Linked DNA regions of Homo sapiens: region 2 is linked to region 1. The links are chromatin contacts, found by Hi-C or POLR2A ChIA-PET in ENCODE. All regions are on one chromosome and are shown on one strand. The core of a region is the stretch at or near the end of the contact, and the rest is flanking DNA. Distances in the headings are between cores, read along the strand shown.

What was found. Hi-C counts contacts between places; a loop is a spot of excess contacts on that map. ChIA-PET counts read pairs that join two places held with the same protein, here RNA polymerase II (POLR2A). Pooled maps may share reads with other maps.
Region 2: a loop to region 1 is called in a map of B cell, with 11 times the contacts of the local background. The contact joins the promoter of OAS1 here to the enhancer-like site in region 1. A Hi-C loop is called at or near these places in 1 of 168 maps with a recorded cell type or tissue (B cell), 16 of 37 single-sample maps with no recorded cell type and 8 of 50 pooled maps. POLR2A ChIA-PET finds 5 or more read pairs at or near these places in 6 of 52 experiments (B cell, CD4-positive, alpha-beta memory T cell, SK-N-SH and 3 more).

Annotation. Positions count from the first base shown.
Region 1 is chr12:113,073,857-113,079,926 of GRCh38, reverse strand. It overlaps DTX1 (deltex E3 ubiquitin ligase 1), which reads right to left. Exons shown (of 10, transcript NM_004416.3): 3 at 1,822-2,503. Among named protein-coding and RNA genes, the nearest start is that of DTX1, 20 kb to the right of the region's middle. Within about 2 kb of position 4,531, at least 5 of the 41 ENCODE cell types and tissues checked have a DNase peak (open chromatin) inside an H3K27ac peak, as active enhancers do; they include B cell, where a contact is called at or near this core.
Region 2 is chr12:112,903,145-112,909,564 of GRCh38, reverse strand. It overlaps OAS1 (2'-5'-oligoadenylate synthetase 1), which reads right to left and starts at 2,603. Exons shown (of 6, transcript NM_016816.4): 1 at 2,346-2,603; 2 at 741-1,029. The coding sequence starts at 2,525. RefSeq lists an enhancer at 2,323-2,762.

The sequences.
Region 1 (6,070 bases), core at 3,282-5,781:
AAAACTGAGGCTCAAGGAAGGAGAGGGACTCGTCCCAGGTCTCCCAGCTCAGAAGTGGTCAAGAAGGGGGCCGGGCATGGTGGCTCATGCCTGTAATCCCAGCACTTTGGGAGGCCAAGGCTGGCAGATCACAAGAGGTCAGGAGTTCAAGACAAGCCTGGGAAACATGGTGAAATCCCATCTCCACTAACACACACACACACACACACACACACACACACACACACACACAGTAGCCGGGAATGGTGGCATGCACCTGTAGTCCCAGCTACTCAGAAGACTGAGGCAGAAGAATCACTTGAACCCTGGAGGCAGAAGTTGCAGTCAGTGGAGATTGTGCCACTGCACTCCAGCCTGGGCAACAGAGTGAAACTGTATCTCAAAAAAAAAAAAAAAAAAAAAAAAAAAAAAGAGAAGTGGCCAAGAGGGGATTCGAACCCAGGAAGTCAGACTCCCAAAGGGACAAAAGGTGAATAGGGCCACCTAGTTCAGGGTCCTGGCCTTTCCTTTTCCCAGGCCTTGTTTGCCCATAATAAAAGGGGTGAGCTGGATGCAGTGACCCCAAAGGTCGCATCCAGATCTGAGCTTTGGTGATCTCGGACCATCATTATCAATTCCCCCGGCCATGCCATAGTGATTGAAGCACAGTTGGTTTTGGGTGCCCTCTCTTCCTCTTGGGGACCACAGTCCAAACCCCCCTGGTCTTTTCTCTTCTGGTCTGTCCCAAGTTCAAGGTCTTTGATCTTTCCTCTCATTGCCACCCCTCAGGGCTTGGTTCTTTGCTCAGATGACTGAATCTGGAGTCCAGGGTAGGCACCCAACAGCAGCTCACTGGGTCCCTATCCTGGGGCCTGGGACACCTTAACCCAAGAATTTGCAAACTTGATACAAGCTGGGTGCCCATCCTTAATAAAATCATGCTGAGAAAGCCAGTTCATAAAAGTGTTTCCAAAAAGGGCTGCTCTGGTTAAAACAAGAGCAGAGAGACAGACTCTCGTTTGCCTGGCTTTCTATTACCCCACCCCCCACGATTCCAGGTCACCCCGGGAGTCCCTGGAGCCCAGTGTGCAAACCATAGTATTAACCCAGAGTAATTGTGGTATTTCAGGTGCAGCCTATGGGGAAATACTTTGGACAAGCAGCTGATGCTTGCTCGAGCCACCATGTGAGGTGGGCATGGACTGGGACAAGGACAGATGGACTCTGAAGCCCTCTAAAAATCCTAAGACAACACAGCACAGACTTTGGAATTGGGCAGGTCTGGACTCCAATGTCTACCCTTCCCCGGTGACCCTGAGAAGGCACCATAGCTTTCCCAGCCTTGGCTTCCCCATCTGTAATATGCACATGGTAGAACTGTTTGGTGGAATAAATGAGAAGGCACCATAGCTCTCCTAGCCTCGGTTTCCCCATCTATAATATGCACATGGTAGAACTGTTTGGCAGAATAAACGAGGTGATACATATAACGGGTTTAGCAAATAATAAACATGGAACACGCACCATTGCTGATGTTGCTATTATGGCCCCATCACTTGTGAACTGTCTGATCTTGGGGGAGTTAGTTCTTCATCTGTGAACTGGAGGTGATGATGGTACCTACCTCATAGGGTCCTTATGCATGGAGATAGATGTGTGGGAACATGTAAAGGTGCTTAGTTGATGCTTGGCACAAAATGAACATTTAGTGCATGCTGGATATTACTTATCGTCATTATTATTATTGTAATCTTTGCTCCTGCCCTAGTGGCCAACCACCCCCGGGCTTCGTCCTTGCCTGCGGACGACGCAGAGGCCCCCTCCCCCTGGGCCCCGTCTTACCCCGGCGGGATGGAGGCGCGCGCGCTCACGCTGGTGGTGCGCTGGGGCCCGGGCCGGTTGAGGTTGTTCTGCCCCGGGGTGCGCGCTCCGCCGGGGGCGCCCGGGCTCCGTGGGGGCGCCCCGGGAGGCGGCGCGGGCTCGGCGGGGCCGGCGGCGGGCGCTGCCCAGAGCGCGGCGCCTGTGAAGGTGGCGCTGGGGCGCACGGCAAGCGCGCCTGGAGGCCCTCCAGGTGGCGGCGGCGGCGGCAGCGGGGGCGCGGGGGGCGCCTTGCGGCGCTGCGAGGCCAGGATGGCGTTGGAGGCGGCGCGCGTGCTGTTGACCAGCAGGCACTGCTGGCAGGAGCAGGGCTGGCCCGAGCTGGCGCCCACGGGCCACGACTGCGACTTAGGGATGGAGCCCACGGTGAGCGGGTAGGCGAGGTCCAGGCGGCGGCGCAGGCGGCGGCGCCGGCGCGTCTGGCGGTTCATCTGCGACATGCTGTTGAAGTAGATGAGGTAGCAGAAGCCTAGCGATGAGAGGTCGAGCCACGGGTGCTGCTTCTCGTAGGCGTTCTGGATGGTGATGCAGATGTCCATATCGTAGGCCGTCCATGCGCCGCCGTCGTTCTCCCACTCCCACACGATGCCCTTGCCCGGCGCCGACGACGGGTCGTAGAAGTTGCGCCGCACGGGCCGCATGGTGCCTGTACTCGAAATGGGGAGGAGGCGTCAGCACAGCGGGCGTTGGTCTGCGCGGCTGGAAGGGCGGGCCACAGCCAGGCAAGGGTGGGCGGGAGGTTGGGGGGTCAGCACAGGCCTCCAGGGGGTCCACCCAGACTTGGGGAGAGGGTCAACACATGCACGGAGAGGAAGGAGGTCAAGGCCCAGGCATGAGGTTCAGCACAGGCTGGAGGGTCAGGACAGGCGGCAGCCAGGGTGAGGGGGGCCGGGGCTAAAGGTTCAGCGCATAGCACTGGGGCGAGAGGTGGGCAGGGGCGCGTGGTCAGTAGATTGGGCGTAGGGGCGGGAGAGCCACCAAACAGGGTGGGGGTGCCAAGATAGCCTGGGGTAGGAAACCAGCAAGGTGTGGAGGGCTCCCCCACCCTCCACCTCTCCAGGGCCAAGACAGACACTGAAGTGGGGGTTATCACAGGCCCTGGATGGTGCGGGGGAGGGCAAAGGGGGCCTGGGGGTTCTTCAGACCAGAGTCAGATAAAGTGGGGCAGGCATAGACAGAGACCAAGGCCATGCACATAGGCCCCATGCAGTCCTCTTCTTCATTATAGTTTGCTCACTCATTCAATGATTCATTCATCAATCTGTTCATGCCTTAGTTCATTAATTTAAGCACTATTTCATTTAGTCATTCAACAATTCTTGCATTAGTTCATTCACTTATCCATGCCCTAGTTCACATATTCATATATTCCTTCATTCAATGATTCATTCATTCATTGATTCTTTCCTTAGGTCATTCATTCGTGCCTGCAGTCATCCATTATGTTATTTTATTTTATTTATTTATTTAGAGACAGGGGTCTCCCTATGTTGCCCAGGCTAAGTCTCAAACTCTTCGGCTCAAGCAATCCAACCGCCTTGGCCTCCCAAAGTGCTGAGATGACAGGTGTGAGCCACCATGACCGGCCCCACTTTTTTTTTTTTTTTTTTTCCAGGCAGAGTATTGCTCTGTCGCCCAGGCTGGAATACAGTGGCACAATCTAGGCTCAATGCAATCTCCGCCTCCAGGTTCAAGCGATTCTCCTGCCTCAGCCTCCTGAGTAGCTGGGACTACAGGCATGCACCACCTTGCTGGGCTAATTTTTGTATTTTTAGTAGAGATGGGGTTTTGCCATGTTGGCCAGGCTGGTCTCGAACTCCTGACCTCAGGTGATCCACCCACCTCAGCCTCCCAAAGTGCTGGGATTACAGGTGTGAGCCACCGCCCCTGGGCCCCTTATGCTTTTTTTAAATTGATACCTTTATGTATTCTCCATCTTCAGCCCACTCCCGTATTCAGGCATTCAGACATTCCTTCATTTACCATCATCCTATTTAAAAATGTGCACCCCCCACGTACTTTCCCCTCTCTCCTTCCCCGCTCCATTTTCTCCCTCAGATATACTTCACATTCTACCCATTTATCTTGGTTTCTGTCTGTCCCCCCCTCGCTAGAATGTAATAGCCACAAGGTCAGGGATTTTGTTTTATTTACTGCTATATCCCCAGCACCTGCACACAGCAGGTGCTCGAGCGATATTTGTTGAATGAATGAATAAATTCATTAGGTCACAAATGGATTCTTTTTTTTTTAATTCATTCACACTTTGTGCTCATCCCTGCATTCGTCCATTCCTTCATTTGCTTATTTGTTACTTTCATTCATCTGTTTGTTTCATTTGTTACTTCCTTCAACAAACAACTGCTGACTGCCAGGTGGGCCCCCTTTCATAAAGGAGGGCACTGAGGCTTTACTCCAAACCACAGCTTCATGTTTGCCAAAGCTCTGCGTGCTCCCCTGACAGCAAGGCTCCACGGGAAACTCTGGGCTAACCAGAGATAACCCAAGGTCCAGGCCGCAGGACTTCTCAGAGCCTTTAGCCTGCTCTGTGTCTTGGGGCTGATGAAGTGAGTCTTTTGCTGGGTTCATTTGGCACACCTGCAGAAAGGCTGCACACTTGACTTCCCCTCAACTGCGGGAAAGTCCCTTAAGCCTCCTCAGGCCTTAGTGGCCCCATCTCAAAAAGAGGGGTGATCATCCATGACCCAGCCCTTCCCTCTCACACAGTATTTGGGGGAGGAGTGAGTGAGAACAGCTGCAGAGGGTCTGGGTGGGACCCCAGGGCTGGGAGGCAGACAGCCCTCACTTCAAGTCCTGACTTTCTGACTTTCCAGCTCTGTGACTGTGCGTAGGCAACTCAGCATCTCTGGGCCCCAGTTTTCTCATGTTGAAAATGGGCATAAGCAGACATGCAATAGAAGACTGCTGCGTTTGCCAGCTGTAGCAACAGTTGCTTGTGGGGTTGCTGAGAGGATCAATTGAGATAAATACCGTGTCTACTCTGATGATTCCAAAATCTGCCATCTTTGGCCCCGTCTTCTCCCCTGGGAGCCAGGTTCATGACCCTTCCCTGGAGAGGTTTAACAGGCACCTTGAACTCAGCTCTGCTCTCCCCTGCCCCAAACCTGCTCCTCCTGAAGTCTTCACATAGCAATTCCTGGCAGCTCCTGCGCTTCCGGATGCTCTTCCTTGGACCCCCAAATCTTGGTCTCATCCTTGACTTCTACCTCATATCCCACCTCCAATCTGTCAGTAAATCCAGTCATCTCCACCTTCAAACACATCCACATCTGACCACTGCTCCCCACTGCACTCACACCACCCAGTCCCCGCCATGTTATCTCTCCTGCCTGGACCATTGCAGTAGACTCATGACTGGCCTCTGTAATCCATTTCCCATACCGCAGCCAGAGGGATCCTGCTCAATGCAAGTCAGATCACATCTTTCCTCTGCTCAAAATCCTTCCTGGCTTCCGCTCACTTGGAGTAAAAGCCAAAGTCCTTGCCATGACCTACAACGAAATCACACATTGTGGGGCCCTGTCCTCCTCTGGCATTGTCTACCTCCCCCTTATCACTCACTCCATTCCAGCCACCCTGGCCTCCTTGCTGTTCCTCAAATACACCAGGCACTGTCCAGCCTCAGGGCCTTCTCACTGGCTGTTCCCTCTGCCTGGAATATGACCTCACCATTCCCAGATGTTCTCATCATTTCCTCCCTTCTTTCTTACAGGTGTGTGTTCAAACATCTAAAAGTGCAGCCCTCCTATTGCTGTCCTCTGAGCTTGCTTTATTTTCCTCCCTGGCACTTGGCATTACCTGACTGACTATATATATATATGAGAGAGAGTCTTTCTCTGTCACCCAGCCTGGAGTGCAGTGGCGTGATCTCGGCTCACTGCAACCTCTGCCTCCCAGGTTCAAACGATTCTCCTGCCTCAGACTCCCAAGTAGCTGGCATTACAGGTATGTGTCACCCAGCTGATTTTTTTTGTATTTTTCGTAGAGACGGGATTTCACCATGTTGGCCAGGCTGGTCTCGAACTCCTGACCTCAGGTGATCCACCTGCCTCAGCCTCCCAAAGTGCTGGGATTACAGGTGTGAGCCACTGCGCCAGGCTGTGACATGATGTATTAATCTGCATGCATTCTTTATGCTGCGTATCCTCACTCTAGGCTGTCAGCTGCAAAGTCAGGGATCTTGTCTGCTTTG
Region 2 (6,420 bases), core at 1,354-3,853, 170 kb after region 1:
CTCAGCGTCCTGAATAACTGCGACCACAGGCATGTACCACCACACTTGGCTAATGTTTTAAAATTTTTAGTAGAGATGAGGTTTCACTTTGCTGCCCAGGCTGGTCTTGAACTCCTGGGCTCAAGCGACCCTCCTGCCTCAGCCTCCAAAAGTGTTGGAATTACAAGCATGAGCCACCACACTTGGCTGGAAGTTCCTATTTTTGAACACCTATTACTCATCAGAGCTGAATGTAGATGATCATTTATCACTTAAAATAATGATATGATACAGGTAGTGTGGTTTTACCAATTCTCCTGATGTGGCAAGGGAGCCTCTGAGAGGTTACACTTCCTGTCCAAATGTTCCTGCAAATTATAAATATCTATCTCCCAACGTGCTGCATACGTTTGATGAGATCTCATGTTGGGACAAAGATGAGAGTAACATGAACTTTAAGCCACATCTTTGCTGCCTGATTTTAGAAAGATAAAATTCACACATTTTGCCTTAAACAGAACCAGTAAGCCTTGCAGATGTTCTGTAAGAAATGTCTTTGTCCCCACATTATGCCAATTTGCTGTTTAATGTCTCTCCTGTGATAGATCATGACCGTATTCATTCTTGCCCCGGGACAGATCCTAAGATCTCCTCCCACCCTGCTTTAGAGAGATGCCCTGTTGGGGCAAAAAGCTCTCAAACTGTGGGAGATTTCTGCTCAGAAATGGGAAGAGGGAGAAAAAGAAGCTGGGAGCTCTCACCCAGGGCATCAAAGGCAGGCAGCACATCGAACTCCACCCCCTCCCCGAGCTGGAGCGAACTCAGTACGAAGCTGAGCGCACGGGGGTTGCCCCAGCGTGGAGCCTGGACCTCAAACTTCACGGAAAATGCTCTCTCTCTTTGACAGGCTTCCAGCTGTCTCCTAATTTCCTGGATGAACTCTCCCCGGCGATTTAACTGATCCTGAAAAGTGGTGAGAGGACTGAGGAAGACAACCAGGTCAGCGTCAGATCGGCCTCTGAGGGTGGTGCCCTTGCCTGAGGAGCCACCCTGAAAAAGACGACAAAAATAATAATTGATGCTTAGTGAGGCAAACCTCCCTAAATAAAATGACAGGAGCAATCACTAACATTATGGAGCACTAGCCACTGTTCTGAAGGCATTGCATGTCTTAAACTCCTATAATGCTCACAATGATGCTATGATTTGGATGCCATTATCATTAGTTCCCATTTTACAGATGGGAAAATGGATGCTCAGTGAGATAATATATCAGCCCCATCACCCAGCTAGTAGGTGGCAAATACAATTCAAACCTGGGGGCCTTCTTCCAGGATCTGTGTTCTTTTCCCATTGTCCTTTACGATGCCCAGGACTAGCTTATGCTGGGTGGTTCACACTTACTATTTTACTTAATCTACACGGCCCTATGAGGTATTGAGGGAAAGTAGAGGAAAAATCAGTTAGGTAAATGGTCAAGGCTGGGCCCTGGAGGAGCGGCCTGCCTGAAACTGGCGCAGGGAGTGGGACTTACCTAAAACAAATCCACAGTTATACATACAAGAGAAGCAGCGCTTTATGCTTGCCTAGAGATATACCCACAGCTGCATAAGGTAAGGGAAGTTGCACAGCTTTACTGATAAAAAGTTTCTCAAACAGTTACAGGGAGGAGAGTGGTTTCTTATAAAAGTTTTTTGCATTCAGCTGCAATCTGGCAATCCACTCAGACTTCCCTCTCCACAGTGGAGACAGCTTTCTTCTTTTGCTTACTGAACTTTTGCTCCAAGCTCACGTTTGTGTCCATGTTCCTTAATTTTCTTGGATGCAGGACAAAGAACCTTGGGTACTAATTCAGTGAGAAGCTGCTACATTAAGGTGCACTGGCAAGACTGCAACAGTATTGGGGATTATGGCTGAGGAAATTGGAACACAGAGTAGTTAAGTGACTTGCTCAAGGTCTTGCAGCCAGCAGGTGCTATTTGCTTTCAAAACATATGATTCTTCACTGCAGAAATGGTGAGCCCCTAGCCTGGCCACGAATTAGCAAACTGTTTACCAGAGCTGGGATTCAGTTCCCTATTTCTGAAATGGGCATCGCCCAGGACAGTGGTTCATAAACTTCAGCGGGAAGTAGGGGGGAGGGTCACTTGTTAATAATAGGGATGTAGGATTTCACCCCAGAATCTATTTTAACATGCTGTGTGGATAAATAAGAAACCACCATCCCAGAAGATCTCAGCTCTCTGTACTCACATTTGCACCCTGGGTTCTAGGTTTTTGCTTCTCTCTCTCTCTCTCTCTCATTCTCAATCTCAACTCTTGCACATTCAGCCACCCCTCCCCTGGCCAGGCAGGCCTGGACTCACCTTTACCACCTTGGACACACACACAGGGTAGGAGCTACCTCGGAAGCACCTTTCCTTCAGGAACCCACAGATGATGTCAATGGCATGGTTGATTTGCATGCGGAAACACGTGTCTGGCAAGAGATAGTCTTCAATGAACTTGTCCAGAGATTTGGCTGGGGTATTTCTGAGATCCATCATTGACAGGAGAGAGAGTGGCAACAGAACTGCCTCCCAGACCTGTTTGCTTTTATCTCTTCTGCTGACTGAGCTTGGACTGCTGTTGGTTTCGTTTCCTCAGAAGGGAGGAGCTGTCTTTGCACTTTCCTTTTGCAAATCAGACACTCCCCTGATCCCAGTGCTGAATTTCATCTGCTCACTCTTCTGCTTCCTGAAACTTACCCTTTGTCCTTTAGCCAGCAACAAGCAGCCCAGCCTTTCTCTGAACTCTGCTCTGGAAATGCATTTTAACCTCCAGCCAACATAAATCTTATTTAACAGATTTTGTGTTTCCTTCTTTATCTTTTTTTTGTTGTTGATGAAATCCTTTCACAGTTGTCTGTGGTATTTTCCAGCAATACATGCCCACTGCAAAAAGAAAAAAAGTCAGAAAAACCAGGAAGTGGAAAGATCATCTATGATTCTAACACTACAAAATTGCCTCTATAAACGTTTTGATATAGAGCTTTCCAGATTTTTTTCAAATGTTAACACACACACAAACACAGGTCTCTTTTCTTTTTGTTAAGAATGGTATTATACTATGCTTTTTTCCCTTTCAATTAGTAGATTTTTATTTTATTTTATTATTTTTTGGAGACAGGATCTTGCTTTGTTATCCAGGCTGGAGTGCAGGGGCATGATCATGACTCGTGCAACCTCAACTTCCTGGGTTCAAGGGATCCTCCTGCCCCAGCCTCCTGAATACCTGGGACTACAGGCATGCGTTACTGCACCCAGCTCATTTTTTATTTTTTGTAGAGACAAGGTCTTGCTATGTTGCCCAGGTTGGATTTTATTTCTCACAGCAGTTTTAGGCTTACAGAAATATTGAGCTGAATGTGCAGAGAGTTCCATAAGCTCTCTCTCCTGCCAATAAGTTCCTCTATTATTAACAGTACTGTGATACATTTGTTACAATTGATGAATTGATATTAATACATCATAATTAACAAAAGTCCATTTACATTAAGGTTTACATTAAGGTTCACTCTTGTGTCCTACAGTTCTATGGATTTTGCCAAACATAACATGTCATGTATCCACCATTACAGCACCATGCAGAATAGTTTTGAGATAGGAGGTGGGGCTTGACTCAGGGCCAGATTGAAGACTGGCTGGCATGAGCACCAGCACCATGAACAGTTTACTCATTCCCTGGCAATGACCCAGTTACCACCCTTCTTCTAGAAATTTCTGAATAACCTGCCCTTAATTTGCACGTATTTAAAAGTGGGTATGAATGTGACTATAGAAGTGCCCTGAGCTGCTGCTCTCCAGGCACTGCCTATGGGGTGGCCCTGCTCTGCAGGGACAGTCACAGAACTGTAACCCTGCTGCCTCAATAAACCTTTTTCTTCCTCCTCTAGCTCACCCTTGAATTCCTTCCTGGACGAAGCCAAGAGCCTTCCCGGACGGTGTCCCAGTTTTGGGGCTCCCCTGCCCTGCAAGAGTTTCACTACCTTAAAATCCCCTATGCCTCACCTGTTCATCCCTCTCTGAGTTAGATCTTTCTTCTCCTAATATATGCATTCAATGCTATAACTTTCCCTCTAAACACTACTTTCACTACATCCCACACTTTTTGATAGGCTGTTTTTTCATTTTAATTTAATTCAAAATATATTTATTTATTTTGTTGAGACAGGGTCTCACTCTGTTGCCCAGGCTGGGGTGCAGTGGCACAATCTTAGCTCACTGCAGCCTTGACCTCCTGGGCTCAGGTGATCCTCCCACCTCAGCCTCCCAAGTAGCTGGGACTACAGGTACATGCCACCATGCCTGGCTAATTTTTGTATTTTTTGTAGAGATGGGGTTTCTGCATGTGGCCCAGTCTGGTCTCGAACTCCTGGGCTCAAGCGATCCATCTGCCTCAGCCTCCCAAAGTGCTAGGATTATAGGCGTAAGCCACTGAGCCTGGCCCAAAATATTTTAAAATTTCTCTTGAGACTTCTTCCTTGCCCCATGTGTTATTTAGAGGTGTGTTCTTTAATCTCCATATATTTTGGAATTTTCCAGCTATCTTTCTTTTGTGGGTTTCTTTTTTAATTCCATTGTAGTAAAGGGCATGCTTTGCATAACATATCTCTGTTGAAATTTGTTAAAGTGTGTTTTCTAGCCCAGAACATAATATGTCTTGGTGAATGTTCTGTGTGAGTTTGAGAAGAATGTGTTTCCTGTTTTTGTTGGATGAAATATTTTGTAAATGCCAACTATCTTTCTTACAAACCCTTAACCTCTTAACCAGATTATTCATGAGTTGACACTCTCCACTCCTACTGTATAAGATGTTGACTTTGGCCTAAGACTAAATGTCACCATGAGGGTGGGGTGCTGTCTTTGCAATACTCACTTCATTTACTAGTTGAAGATTCTTGCTGCACTGTATGCAAAAAATTAGGCCAAGTATGATAAAGCAAACCAGTCATACCATTGTAGCAGGAAGAGCTGCAGACAAAAACCCCTCAGACACCGAGTTAAAGAAGGAAGGGGTTTATTCGGCCGGGAGCATGGGCAAGACCCCTGTCTCAAGAGCTGAGCTCCCCGAGTGAGCGATTCTTGTCCCTTTTAAGGGCTCACAACTCTAAGGGGGTCCATGTGAGAGGGTCGTGATGGATTGAGCAAGCAGGGGGTACATGACTGGGGGTTGCATACACCAGTAATTAGAACAGAACAGAATAGGACAGGGATCTTCACAGTGCCTTTTTTATGCAAATAACCTATTAGGTCAGGAGTCGATCTTTAACTACCAGGCCCAGGGTGTGGCACCAGGCTACCTGCTTGTGGATTTCATTTCTGCCTTTTAGTTTTTACATCTTCTTTCTTTGGAGGCAGAAATTAGGCATAAGACAATATGAGGGGTGGTCTCCTCCCTTACCATGATTCATCTTTAGTAAAAATGGGAAACTGGAGAAAGATTATGCTTCAAAAACTATAGTACACCTGTTGTTGCATTCTAGTCTTGCCTAATGTTTTTCAATTTTTATTATTTTCTATAGTTTGGACTGAATTCTAATTTTTCTTGGCTACAAGTCTCCAAAATAATATTTTAAATTTTTTCCTTCTTTTCCCCCCATTTTCCCTAATTTGGAATCACTGAAAACTAAGTTGTGCTTTTATAAAGCCCTGCAAACTGGAGCTAGACAACTTAAACCTCAGAAAAAAATAATTACATATTTACAGACGTAAGCCACTTTCATACCTATCTGCTGATGTGTGAACTTCGGAATACTCTGGCCTGTATCTTGATTTTCCAGGATTGTTCTTTTGTTTGTTGTGTTCTCCCTTCCTCCCCCTATTTTCTCTTCACAGGACATGAGACTTTACAACCTTCTAAAAATGAGCTTTCCTAATAACTCCGGACTTACCCCTATAGTAATAAACCATCCTAGCCAAGAGAAATCAGATGAAACCTGAGACTAGAGACTCATTTTCTTCTAAAATGCTTTGTCTAAAATATTTTTAAAAAGAAAAGGGAGGAAATGTGAAAGGAAAATATCTTGGGGCCCCAAAATCACTCAGCTAAAGGGAAAAGTCAAGCTGGGGAATTGCTCAGGGCAAACCTGCCTCCCGTTCTATTCAAAATCACCCCTCTGCTCACTGAGATAAATGCATTTCTGATTGCCCCCTTCAGAGAGGCTAATCAGAAATTCAAAATAATGCAACCATTTGTGTCTTATATACCTACCACTTGGAAGCCCCCTCCCCACTTCGAGTTGTCCCGCCTTTCCAGACCAAACCAATGTCCATCTTACATACGTTGATTGATGTCTCATGTCCCCTAAAATGTATAAAACCAAACTGTCTCTGACTGCCTTGGGCACATGTCCTCAGGTCCTCCTGAGGCTGTGTCACGGGTTGGCATCCTCAACCTTGG